Linked DNA regions of Mus musculus: region 2 is linked to region 1. Evidence: chromatin loops called from intact Hi-C (ENCODE). Cell type or tissue: left cerebral cortex. All regions are shown on one strand. Region 1 holds the start of Vdac2 (voltage-dependent anion channel 2). Region 2 overlaps Adk (adenosine kinase).

Region 1 (4,000 bases):
CCCAAAGCCTTCAAAAAGAGAGGGCAAAGATATGATTCTTCTGCAGAAAAGACGTATACCCACACTCAAAGTACTGTGAACATAATCCCAAAGTCCGGGACAGAAATGGACAAATGCACAGCACATGAAGGAACATTTACAAGCAGTCAGCTCTGCTAAGGTGACAGTAGCGCTGCCTAGTGTCCTATAACTGGCTCCACTTCCTGCCGCACCCTTTTCAAGCCATTTTTAAACGTTAGATTAAAAATCAGTTCCTCAGACTGGCCTACTGTTTATGGCAACACACTTAGGACTTTTATCCCAAAAGGGTATCACCAAAGAGCAAGGGGTAGTGGTATGTGCAAAACAATCAATTTTCAAGAAAGCACAAAAATTGACTCAAAACTCTAAGGTTTCCACCTACCCAGAGTCATAACCACAAAAATAAAACAGTAATTCTAGGCAGCTCTATCCAACCATGGTCTGAACTGTCACTTAAAAGAATAAAGTACAGGCTTTCCCCTCTCCCTAGGGGGTGGGGAGTGGGGTGGTACTCGCCTCCCATCACTTGGGAGGCAGAGGCAGGTAGATCTGAGAGTTCAAGGCCAGCCTGGTCTACAGAGTGAGTTCCAGGACAGCCAGGACTACAGAGAGAAAGCCTGTCTTGAAACAAAACCAAAAAACAACAACAAAATAAAAAGAACAAGCTTTTCAATTGTGACCGAAGAAAGGCTAAGAAAGTGGGGTACACATGCAGCTGGCAGAGGCATGAGTGCAGCAGGGTATTCAGTCTAGAAAAGCAAAGCAATTAACTTTTTTCAAGAGGTCCAAGCATATATTTTTCTCTTTTATGTTTAAAAGGGAAAAAAGTCCTTACCAAATCCTTTGTTGAAAATGTCTCTGGCAGCTTTGCCGAGGTCAGCATAGGGTGGAGGGATACACATCGCTAGTCAAAAGAAACATTCTACAGTTAATGTGAGCTACTACTAGGACCTACTGCTAACATTTACATTCAAGCAGTTCAACCGGAGTGGGTTTTGATGCCACTAGAACTTCAATAAATGTTATTCTAAAGTAGCCACCCATAACAAAAACTTATTTCTAAATAGCTATGTGGTAATACAAACCTGGGACATTTCTACCAAGTTTTAAGAATGGGGGAAGCCTTTCTAATTCCTAAACATAAGTGTCTACTGCCTACACAGTTGCCAAAACTCAAGGTGACTGATTTAACGGAGATAAAAACCAAAATTTAAGCTTAGGCGTTCTCCCCTAACAAACCTTTGGGAAGGACTTCCAAAATCAAAACCAACACTCTGGGAACTGGCACAATTGAGACACGGGCAAAAAATACAACCATCTATGTCTACAGCAACTAAATATCAAATGGCACTTTAAACACATTACTACGGTCCCCCAAGTCCTCCGACAACGTGAGGCTTAAGGGCAAGGAATCCGAGCTCCAGGAGCAGCTCATTCATTCTCCAGTGCACATCCACGCCCTTAGGAACACGTGTAATGACCTTGTAGTGCACTCGACCTGTGCAGGCAGACAGCGAACTACTTCCTCTTGCAAAGTGACTGCTCTAACTCTCCGCCCCCCCCCCCCGAACCCCAAGATGGAATTCAACAACTAAGTGTTTTGCTTTCGGATTTGTAAGTAACATATCCAAAAGCCAAGGGTGGGTGCGGCCAAGGACCAACGCCCCAGGCGCGAGCCCCCCTATCTGCAACCCAACAGCCCAGCACCACGTCCGTCAACAGAGTGGCAGTGTAAGACTTAGGGGGCGCGCAAAGAAGCAAACTTTCCAAGTCTTTGCAGGCATCATGTGGGCCACGGCGGAACAAGGTATGGTTCTCTAAAGAGGAACAGCACAGCCCCCATGGCCCCATCGCGCAAACACCTCTTGTGCTACTTACGCCGTGGGCATACCGGTACACAGCACTCAGCCATGGCGAAGTCGCGGGGAAAAGGTGATCTGTGAAAGGGACAAGAAGTGCGGTCAGGGGACAGTCAAAGGGTCCCCTGGGGAGCTCGGACATTAGAGAAAGGGGCCGGGGCCGCTGCGGCCATCTTAGGGGACCAGGGCCGCCCTGAGTTCACTCAGGCTGCCGGCCCGCCCTAAGGCCCCAGAGTCGGCAAGAGGCGGGCACCATAGTACCTGCGGGTGTCCTGAGGGGCGCTGCCGCCACCGCTCGGCTCGCAGCTGAGGCCACTCCGCTATCTGAAAGTTGCGCTGCAGCCACCGCGGCTGGAGGGCGAAGTGAAGGAGACACCGTTGCGCCCCGCCGCAAGCCTGGCCTCCCCCAGCCAGGTCCCCGCCGCGGCCGCCCGGGCTGTCTACCGCGCCTGTCCTTGCCGCTCCGCCCGCTGCCCACTCCCACCTGCTCCGGAGTGACCACGTGGGTCGAGAGCACGGCGGTCTCCTTGGGTGAGCGGTCTCGGACCGTCCGGCGGGGACGGGGCGAGCAGGAGCTGCGGGGCCTCGGGTTAGGCAATGTCCAGGACAGCCCCAGAGGCGAGGACCTGGGAACGGCGGAGGCGGCGCAACGGCACCCGCGCGGTCAGGATGGGAGTGGCCACGCGAGTCGCGACGGGGCGGGGCGATGTGCCCCGCAGGGTCACGTGCACCCTCTCAGCCTCCTCCCTGAGTCCCAGCCTGGAGGTCTGAACTTAAGGTCCGGGTTGAGGGGGATGAAACACTCTCCCCAAGTGCAGCCTCCATGCTCTTCCCATCTCGGTTCACCGCCCACCGCCATGTCCTCCCCTGCTGGGACTAGGCTGGGCTCCAAAGGAACAAACTTGAGCCAGTCTCTGGGCATTTCTCTCGGAGCCTCAGGGTTGCGCTCCTGCAGCCTCCGTCTCACCCATATATGGTATGGGTTCACACACGCGCAGAAGCACATCCTGCTCTAGGAAGAGAAGCTTCCCCTGGTTGAGAGGCCTGGAGAGACAAGGGAATAACTGTAGGATTCATGCTGACCAGTCATTAGAATGCTGCTCTCAAGTTCTTTAGATATGCCAGAAGAGGGAGGGAGCAGCCAGTCCTGATGCCTATACCTGTAGTCCCAGATCTGGGCGGCAGAGAAATTACACCAGATTGAGGCTAAACTACAGAGTGAGGCAAAAGGTTAATAAAGATAAGAGACCGCTGGATAGTGGTGGTGCACACCTTTAATCCCAGCACTTGGGAGGCAGAGGCAGGTGGATTTCTGAATTCGAGGCCAGCCTGGTCTACAGAGAGAGTTCCAGGACAGCAAGGGCAATACAGAAAAACCCTGTCTTGAAATAATAATAATAGAGACCAGTTTGAGGCTAAACTACAGGGTGAGGCAAACAGGATAATAAAGATAGAATCGGAGGCTCAGTGAGTAAGAACCCTTATCTTGCTGTGCATGCAAGGGGACCTGAGCTCGGATCCCCAGCACCCAACACCCACATTAAAAGCCAGTAGTAGTTCCAGAAATAGAAACAAGAGGGTCACGGGGGCTCTGTCAACCTGGCCTGCAAACCGTGTTCTCTAAATTCTGTAAAAGGTGAAGAGCAGTAGACACTGTTCAAAACACACACACACACACACGTCAGCCATACAGAAGATTTAAAATGGAGACAACTGACACTTCAGCTCAATAAACTCAAATAATTTAGCCTGTGGACCTCAATTCCCTCATCTCTAAGATGCTGTTTAATAATCTTCAATAGACATACAGTTGGACTGAGAGCAAAGACACCCACACATATGCACTCATGACTCAATCGTCTCTGAACTCTTCCTCTACTCAAGTACTGTTAAGTCATCACTCTCCTCCTAAGCCGGAGGAAAGATGGCTAGGTGGGCTCCCCCCAATCCAACACCCAAGTTTAAAGTTACACTCTGGTATGTTTCTCTCCCAGGAGCAAGGCTAGCCAGCAACCTCACCTGCTCACAGCTGGAATTGTGTTGTAAAAAGTGAAATGGGAAGAGTCTTTGTGTGTATGAGATCGGGCTCCAGCACCTGACTCATCCCTTCATCCAAGCTC
Region 2 (4,000 bases), 690 kb after region 1:
ATAAAATCATTTATCATAATTTTACTATATTTATTGCTAGTCTTTAAAGATAATTTATATTTTCCAACATAGATTAATTACAAAACCCTTGCAGAAACTTATGCATCTCAGCATACAAATGAAAGTGAGCCCTGAAAAGGCCAGGATGTATCAACTGTCTTCTTAGGCAGTGAACACAGTCATCAGTAAGTTAAATCCAATTAAGATTGGCCATTATAAATTTACATTTATGATATTCAGGACACAGAAACTAATCTGAAATGTATTACAAGGGCTGATAAAATCCTAACGTATCCTTACTTATGAAACATCTGAAATGCTAGGCCTGGGTCACCTGGCTTTCTGCATTGTTTTATCTTTACAGTAACTGTATCAACAGTGTTGCAGCCCTAATCCTGTCGACGAGAGCATGGCCTGAGAGATGTCATAACTAGGTGTAACAGAGATGAGGCTGAGATAAGTAATTCTAGTGAAGGAGAACTGACAAAATGAATATAGTCCTAAGGTCTTAGAAATGAATGGAATTTTCCAACCATTCTCCTCACCCCCCTCTAATGTGTTTGGTATTTTACCTGCATGGATGTCTGGGTACCACTTGCTTCCCTGCTTTCCTCTACGGTCAGAAGTGGGTGTCAGCTATCCTGGAACTAGAGTTACAGGTTGCTATGGGCCACCATTTGGGTGCTGGGAATCAAACCTAGGTGCTATGGAAGAATAGCCAGTTGCTCTTAACTGCTGAGCCATCTCTCCAACTCCATAAACAGTCTTCTTTTTCCTAACAATATCCAACTTTGCCTGGCAGACTCCACCACTCTAACACTCTATTTTATTATTATTTAAAAGGTTTTACACTGGAGGCAGGTTGAACATGAGACTCCTGATCCTCCGCCTCAAATAAGCCAGTGCTAGGGTTACAATCATATGCCACTTGCCCACAGAGTTCACCTAAACACTTTTGATCAGTAACTTTCAGACACAAGCTCCGTCTTTGACTTTGGGGATAGGTCTGGGACCAAGGCCAGTCAGAGCAGGCCCACTAGGATATAATCACCACACTGAATTTGGAGCCACTAGGAGGAATACAGAAAAACAAGAATGTGAACTATCAGCTGACGGTAGCCATCCTCTCTTGCAAACAGAACCGACACCGAGGAAAAGAGCTGAAATGACTCTAATACTATTTACCCCACTGAGTTACACTTTACCTGATGCCATACCAGGATCTTTTTACTAAATGCCCACTTGTTTAACAGCTTTGAGATGTGGCTTTTGTCACTTGTACACTACACCATCCATAAAAATTTAATGGTACAAATCAACTTCAGAAATTAAAACATTTAATCATTCCAAATCTGGAATCTTAAAATAAAAGACAGATCCAGGGGATTATTCTTAGTATTTCAAAAGGATGAATGAAATTATATACTGACCTGGCATTAGAAAAAAAGTGGACTTCTACACTACCCCGGGATAAGGTGACATGTGGATAACCTAGTGTTGGGATTACAGGCATGTGCCAGTTTGTCTGCATAGTAGTTTATTCTACATGACTGAACCTCTTTAAAATCTGCTTGAAATGAGTCTAAATAGAAATATAGTTTAGTCTTTCATTTAAAAATTACAAAAGAACTGATTGTGACTTTTATAATATAGTTTATTTGGGAGACAAACTGTTTTAAAACAAAAATATCACTGAAAATTTTCAAAATCATCACTGAAGGAGAAAAAACCCAAGAACTACAATATTATCTTGAAATACACTCAATAAAAGACAAATCACTTGAGATACTGAAACTACTCAGCATCCTTCAGTAGAGGAGTGTAAGCTAATGGTGCCACCTAGTGTCCTGCACTAGACACTACAACTCCATCTTCAAATTCCTTTTGCTGAAGAATACAGGCTAGTCTCCTCCCATTGTTGCTTTGTCTTCAGTAATTCTTCCAAAAGGCATTTGATTCTAATTCAGTTCTAGTTATGTGTAGCATTCCAGGGTGCCTTCATTCATACCTTTATCAACAATTGCTCCGTGAGGTTAGGGCTACTTTATTTCATTTTTAAGATTTCTCCATTAAAAATTTTGTTTAGATTTATTTATTTTATTTTTCTATGTGCATGTCTGTCATCATGGGTCTCTTGGAGGTCAGAAGAGGGCGTGAAGTCCCAGGTGCAAGAGTTACAGACAGTTTTGAGGTGCCTGACTTGGGTGCAGGGGACTAAACACAGGCAGTACACGTACATATACTCAGTGAAAAATACTCCAAGGGAAAATAGATCAATCTTTTAAAAAAAGGTCTGGTGCTCAGAGGATCAGGAGATGGCTCAGCTGGTAAAGTGGGTGCTGTGTAAGCACAACGACCTGAATTCAGATCCCCAGGCCTGTGAGGGGGAGACAGGAGACGTCGGTTACCTAAATCAGTGAGCTCTAGTGAGCTCTCAGAAACCACAGGTGTCTGGTACTGCTGCGGTAAGGAGGCAGTTGGATTCTACATGCTTGCAGGCCAGTCAATCTACATAAAACAGTGAGCTCTGTTTCTGTGAGGGAGGCTGTTTGAAGATGCAATGTGGAGGGCCAGAAAGGTGGCTGAGTGACAGAGGAGTCTGATGACCTGACCTGAGATCCATCCCTGGAAGTCCATGAAAAGCTGGATGCCATAGATGTCTGTAGTCTCGGCACTCCTACACTAAATGAAACTTTACAATATCAACCTCTGGGGGCTAGAAAGATATTCCAGGCATTATGAGCGCTTGCTGCTCTTCTAGCAAAGATGCCACATCAGTTGTGAGCACCCTCATCAAGTGAGGCTGAACAGTTTGTAACTCAAGCTCCAAGTCAGACACCAGTGTCCTCCAAAGCCACTGCACTCAAGTGGGCATACCCATAGGTACACATAATTAAAAAACAATAAAAACAAAGCTCTAAAAATATGAATTTCTGGCCTCCAGATGTACATATGTGGGCAAGCATGAGTCAGTGCAAGTGTGCGTGTATACATGTATGCACACACACACAATTACTATAGCTATCTATAACAAGTAGTGAATACAACTTTTACAACACAGCTTACAACTAAAATTTTAAATTCTAGGTCATTGAGTTATATGTTATTGAAAAGGTGGCAAAATTGTGTAAAAAATACATTAAAAATTATAAATGTATTTTTTATACTGGAAAAATCAGAAAACCTCTAAGTGCCAGGAAACTATAAAGTAATTCATAGCTCTAGAGAACATGATAGAAAGAAATTACCAAAGACTGTATAACAAAAAATGTCAGAAAGGACATTTTAAATCTGTCATTACATGCTCAGCCCAATGAAAAGAAATTCATGGTGGGAAAAAAAATGTCACGTTAAGAAATACATAATGCTTTAGGCTGGAGAGATGATGCAGAGGTTACAAGCACTGGCTATGCTTCCAGAGGACCCAGGTTTGTCTCACAGGACCCAGGTGGCAGCTCAGAACCAGCTGTAACTGCAGTTCCAAGGGATGTGACTCACTAGGCATGCATGTGGTAACACAGCCATACACGGAGGAAAAATATTCATACATATAAAAAAATTAATTTAAAAGAAATTACAGAATAGTGGGCAAAAAGAGGAGATTTTAAGAGTTCAAACAAAAATAATTCTCCACGAAAGAATAGAAATCATGGCACCCCATTTCCCACAAGCAGCACCAGTTGCCAAAATAAGACAGCCTTCAGATTGCTGAGGAAACTATTTCAACCTCAAATTCCAAACCCAAGTGAAATACGAAGCTACGGTGAAGGCAATATAGAGAAAGGCTGAAACAGGATCTTGAGCAGCCCAGTCTAGCCTTGACATCTGTAGTGAGCCAAGGGTGACCCTGCCTTCTAGATCCTCCCACCTCTACCTCTGATGCTGGGACTAACTAAAAAGTATGAATAAGGGGCTGGAGAGATGGCTCAGTGGTTAAAAGCACTGACAGATCTTCCGGAGGTCCTGAGTTCAAATCCCAGCAACCACACAGTGGCTCACA

What was found. Peaks named below come from ENCODE experiments on the same cell type or tissue, not always from the same donor. Only the 100,000 strongest peaks of a DNase experiment are listed, where the experiment ranks them.
Region 2: a loop joins it to region 1, with 4 times the contacts of the local background. A loop is called at or near these places in 8 of 42 quality-filtered maps.

What each region holds. Positions count from the first base shown.
Region 1 is chr14:21,829,809-21,833,808 of GRCm38, reverse strand. It overlaps Vdac2 (voltage-dependent anion channel 2), which reads right to left and starts at 2,248. Exons shown (of 10, transcript NM_011695.2): 1 at 2,142-2,248; 2 at 1,900-1,958; 3 at 857-925; 4 at 1-8. The coding sequence starts at 1,933. In left cerebral cortex, a CTCF peak has its summit at 2,159; a DNase peak (open chromatin) is centred at 2,574; H3K4me3 peaks cover 2,616 bases; H3K27ac peaks cover 1,859 bases.
Region 2 is chr14:21,134,956-21,138,955 of GRCm38, reverse strand. All of the region lies in intron 3 of Adk (adenosine kinase), which reads right to left. Among named protein-coding and RNA genes, the nearest start is that of Adk, 84 kb to the right of the region's middle. In left cerebral cortex, a CTCF peak has its summit at 1,841 (motif pointing left); a DNase peak (open chromatin) is centred at 1,844.